Linked DNA regions of Homo sapiens: region 2 is linked to region 1. A link is a contact called in ENCODE Hi-C or POLR2A ChIA-PET data. All regions are on one chromosome and are shown on one strand. The core of a region is the stretch at or near the end of the contact, and the rest is flanking DNA. Distances in the headings are between cores, read along the strand shown. Region 1 overlaps GTF2IRD1 (GTF2I repeat domain containing 1). Region 2 has its middle 24 kb from the start of GTF2I.

Region 1 (2,621 bases), core at 31-2,530:
CCACATACATGCACACCCACACCCACCCACACACATGCACACCCACACATGTACACCCCCCAAACGCACACACCCACACATACATGCACACCCACACACGCACACCCACATGAACACACACACACACACATACGTGCACACCCACATGAACACACATGCACACCCACACTCAAATGCATACACACATGCACACACATTGACACCCACATGCACACACACCCACATATATCACACACATATATGCACACACACATGCACCCACACACACATGCACATACATGCACACCCCCATGCACACCCCCACCCCCACACACATGCACACCCACATACACACGCATACCCACTCACATGCATACACACATATGCAGACACCCACACACGCATGCACACCCACATGCAGACACCCCATACACATACGCACGCATAGCCACTCACATGCATACACACATACACGTACTTGTGCACACAATGCACTCACATATGCATGCACACTCACACATGCATACACACATATGCACACACATGCATGCAAACTCACATGCATGTCCACACATACAGACACATGTGTGCACACATGCACACTCACTCACACACACGCTAGTCCAAGTCCTCCTGGGGCCAGTCCCAGCACAGTCTGAATGCAGTGAAAACCTTCACAGAGAAGGTGGCTGGCCCCAGCCACAGTCGTGCTGGGACACAGAGACGCGCAGGGCATGACCTCACCCTCCAAAGGCTCACTGTCCCATCAGGAGTCACATCACAGATCAAGCTGAACCTGTCTTCCCTCCAGAGCCCCACACTCCAGTCTGCAGGCCCCTGGGTGGGCCTTGCACTCTCGCTCAGGCCTTTGCACCTGCTGTGCCCTTTTTAAGAAATGCCCTTCCCCGCTGCTGGCTCCCTCTTAGCTCTTGTGGGCTCGTCAACACCTCCTGTTGTGCCCCTCGGTTGGGCTCCCTCAGCCCCTCCTTCCCTCCTCCTCCAGGATGTGGAGGTGTCAGAGCCCCCATGCACTGGCTCCTGGAGAACAGGGCTGATTGCTTTCATCTGTGTGTGCCCGGGCCTGCTACACATAACAAGGCCTGGAAAGGCCTCCGAAGAGAGGGGCCGTTGATGCAAGTTTGGAAGAATCATGAGCCATGAAGAAGGTGAATGGTGAGGGATGGGGCAGTCCAGACAGAGGGGACAGCTCAGGCAAAGGCACTAAGGCACAAGGGAGCCCGATGGGGTGTGACGTCCGTGGTGGGGCTGGCAGGAGTGGAGCAGAACGCCGAAGTGCTCTTGGCACAGACTGCAGTCAGATTCTGGGGCTGTCCAGCGGGAAATGCTCTGAGACTGTCCTAGCCTCAGCCCAGAGCCTGGGCCTGGGCTCTGGAGGGCCCTGTCCCGCCCTTCCCAAAGGGGACACGCCCACCTGGAGCCTGCACCCACTCTCCCACCCCAGACACCTGGGTACTCAGACCCCTGGAATCCAGCTGGCAGATAAACCCCCATTCTGGGGCCCCAGGGCCCTCTTCTCTGGTCCATCCTCCTGCAATGGTTTTAAATCTGACAATACATTCTTAGGCCAGGTGTGGTGGCTCATGCCTGTAATCCAGCACTTTGAGAGGCTGAGGCAGAAGGATTGCTTGAGGCCAGGAGTTCAAGACCAGACTGGGTAACATAGTGAGACCCCCCATCTCTACAAAAAAAATTTAAAATTAGCTAGGCATGGTAGTGCATACCTGTAGTCCCAGCTACTGGGGAGGCTGAGGCAAGAGGACCACTTGAGCCCAGGAAGTGGAGGCTACAGTGAACTGTGATCACACCACTGCTCTCCAGCCTGAGTGACAGAGTGAGAACCCTGTCTCTAAAAAATAAATAAATAAGTTTTTTGGTTTTTTGTTTTTTTTAAATAGAAATGGGAGTTTCCCTATATTGCCCAGGCTGGTCTCGAACTCCTGGGCTCAAAGGATCTTCCCACCTCGGCCTCCCAAAGTGAAAAAAATAAATAAATAAGTTCTTAATACTTCTCCCAACAAGTGGTGTCATCTAATTCTCTCCTCTTGAATGTGATTTGAATAAAGACCCACTTTGAACCAACAGAATGTGTGGGCAGCGCCAACACGTGACCTCTGCAGCCAGGTCCCCAAAGGCGCTAGACTTCCCCCAGCCACTCACTCACTCTCAGACCCTTGCCCTGGACTCTGAGCTGACACGTGGGAAGCCCGACTATCCTGAGGCCACCGTGCTGGAGGGGCCGGGGGGCAGCAGAGAAGCCCAAGGGGCCCCAGCTGTTCCTCGGCTCAGGCCCCGGGCCAGCAAGTGAAACATCTTCAAAATGACCTCAAGCCCTGCTAACTTTTTATTTAGAAACGGGATCTTGCTCTGTTGCCCAGGCTGGAGTGCCGTGGTGCGATCGTAGCTCACTGCAGCCTCCAACTCCCACCGGCAACCTTTTGACTGCAATTGTAGGAGAGATTGAGTAAGACCCATCTGGCTGAGCTCAGACAACTCTCACAATGTGAAGAGTAAAAGAAGAAATGACTGTTGTTTGACACTGCTAATGTTGGGCTATTGGTTTATGCAGTCCAAGATAAATAACGGATACACCCTGAGGGCACACCAGGCTGACGCTGCTGTAC
Region 2 (2,621 bases), core at 40-2,539, 140 kb before region 1:
CGGCTCACTGCAAGCTCCGCCTCCCAGGTTCATGCCATTCTCCTGCCTCAGCCTCCCGAGTAGCTGGGACTACAGGTGCCCATCACCACACCCGGCTAATTTTTTGTATTTTTAGTAGAGACGGGGTTTCACCATGTTAGCCAGGATGGTCTCGATCTCCTGACCTCATGATCTACCCGCCTCGGCCTCCCGAAGTGCTGGGATTACAGGTGTGAGCCACCGCGCCCAGCCAATTTTTTGTATTTGAGAGTCAGGAGTTCAAGACCAGCCTGGACAACATGGTGAAACCCTGTCTCTACTAAAGATATAAAAATTAGCCAGGAGGGCTGGGCATGGTAGCTCATGCCTGTAATCCCAGCACTTTGGGAGGCCGAGGCGGGTGGATCACCTGAGGTCAGGAGTTTGCGACCAGCCTGGCCAACATGGTGAAACCCCATCTCTACTAAAAATACAAAAATTAGCTGGGTGTGGTGGCGGGTGCCTGTAATCCCAGCTACTCGGGAGGCTAAGGCAGGAGAATCGCTTGATCCTGGGAGATGGAGGCTGCAGTGAGCTGAGATCGTGCCAGTGCACTCCAGCCTGGGTGACTCTGCCAAACACACTAAAATAAAATAAAAAATTTTAAAAATATAATAATACAACTTTTTATAGGCCGGGCGTGGTGGCTCACGTCTGTAATCCCAGCACTTTGGGAGGCCGAGGCGGGCAGATCATGAGGTCGGGAGATCGAGACCATCCTGGCTAACACGGTGAAACCCCGTCTCTACTAAAAAATATAAAAAAATTAGCCGGGCATGGTGGCGGGCACCTGTAGTCCCAGCTACTTGGGAGGCTGAGGCAGGAGAATGGCGTGAACCCGGGAGGCGGAGCTTGCAGTGAGCCGAGATCATGCCACTGCACTCCAGCCTGGGCGACAGAGAGAGACTCCTTCTCAAAAAAAAAAAAAAAGAGAAAATTAAATACAAATTAAGCAGGAGAGAGGAGAGGGACTAATACTGTATATAAAATAATCCAACTTTTTTTTTTTTAATTAAAAAAAGGACACTTAGTCCAATGGCCAGTACTGGTTCCCACTGTGGCCCTGATACCAGCAGGGCAACCAGCCACGCCTTCCAGCCCAGAGCAAAGTTTTCAGAAGATAAGAACTCTGTGGTTTTCAGCAAGGAGACAATAAGAAGTTGTTCCTAATTGGCTTCCTGTCGCAGTCCTCAGGGCACCTGCTGGTTCCAGCCTGGATCCAGCCTACCTTGACCTTTGCCAGTTGGCACCGATGTGCAGATAACCAGTGAAGCCCAGGAGCAAATCCTCAAATCCAGACCTGCAGAATGGGACGAGTCTTGTGTGAAATTCTCAGGCGAGAGCTCTGAGCCCCAAGGCCTCCTTCGCACACCCCGGCCCTGGGTCTGATCTGGTTTCACGACCTGTTTCAGCTCCATGCTGTGCCGTGAGAAACCTCTCTGCAGGTCCCTACTTGAACTTGAAAGACTTTGACCCTTCCCAGTGGCCACAAGCACATCTCACTCTGCTGTCCAGGCTGGAGTGCAGTGGCGTGATCTCGGTTCACTACAACCTCTGCCTCCCAGGTTCAAGCAATTCTCCTGCCTCGGCCTCCCAAGTAGTTGGGATTATAGGCACGTACCATCACGCCCAGCTAATTTTTTTGTATTTTTAGTTGAGATGGAGTTTCACCATGTTGGCCAGGCTGGTCTTGAACTCCTGACCTCAGGTGATCCACCCGCCTCGGCCTCCCAAAGTGTTGGGATTACAGGCGTGAGCCACCGCGCCCAGCCTAATTTTTGTATTTTTTAGTTGTATTTAAAAAAATTTTTTTTGAGGTGCAATCTCGTTCTGTTGCCCAGGCCAGACTCCAGTGGCACAATCTCAGCCCACTGCAACCTCTGCCTCCCAGGTTCAAGCGATTCTCCTGCCTCAGCCTCCTCAATAGCTGGGATTACAGGCACGCGCCACTATGCCTGCCTAATTTTTGTGTTTTTAATAGAGATGGTGTTTCACCATGTTGATCAGGCTAGTCTCAAACTCCTGCCCTCGTGATCTACCTGCCTAGGCCCCCCCAAAAGTGCTGGGATTACAGGCGTGAGCCACTGCGCCTGGCCCACAAGCATGTCTTTCTCTTCTGCTCATCCAGATGAAAAAAAACTGGAGCAGCCGTTTTGCAAAACAGGCCTTCAGTGGCCCTCACAGTTGGATTTTGTCCTGAGCTCAGTTCTATAGGAAGCGTGTGTGTATATGTGTGAATGTGTGTGTATATGTGTGAATGTGTGTATGCATGTGTGAATGTGTGTATGTATGAGTGTGTGTGTGTGTGTGTGTGTGTGGTTTACGTACTTATTGCTAAGCTTCGAATTTTCAGATTTCTGCTTTCTGGCTGTGAATTTGATGCAACACAATTATGGTTAAAAATATTTCCTGGCTGAGCACGATGGCTCATGCCTTTAATCCCAACCCTTTGGCAGGTCGAGGTGAGAGGATTGCTTGAGGCCAGGCATTTGAGACCAGTCTGGGCAACATAGTGAGACCCTCCATCTCTACACAAAATTTTAAAAAATTAGCTGGGGATGGTGGCATGTATCTGTAGTCCCAGCTACTCTGGAGCCTGAGGT

The links. A loop is a pair of places that touch in the nucleus more often than their neighbours do. ChIA-PET counts read pairs that join two places held with the same protein, here RNA polymerase II (POLR2A). Pooled maps may share reads with other maps.
Region 2: a pooled map shows a loop between it and region 1 (9-fold over the local background). The contact joins two enhancer-like sites. A Hi-C loop is called at or near these places in 2 of 50 pooled maps. POLR2A ChIA-PET finds 5 or more read pairs at or near these places in 3 of 52 experiments (A549, H1 and WTC11).

Annotation. Positions count from the first base shown.
Region 1 is chr7:74,493,995-74,496,615 of GRCh38, reverse strand. All of the region lies in intron 1 of GTF2IRD1 (GTF2I repeat domain containing 1), which reads right to left. Among named protein-coding and RNA genes, the nearest start is that of WBSCR23, 37 kb to the left of the region's middle. RefSeq lists an enhancer at 903-1,501. Within about 2 kb of position 1,280, at least 3 of the 41 ENCODE cell types and tissues checked have a DNase peak (open chromatin) inside an H3K27ac peak, as active enhancers do.
Region 2 is chr7:74,632,364-74,634,984 of GRCh38, reverse strand. No RefSeq gene overlaps it. Among named protein-coding and RNA genes, the nearest start is that of GTF2I, 24 kb to the left of the region's middle. Within about 2 kb of position 1,289, at least 2 of the 41 ENCODE cell types and tissues checked have a DNase peak (open chromatin) inside an H3K27ac peak, as active enhancers do.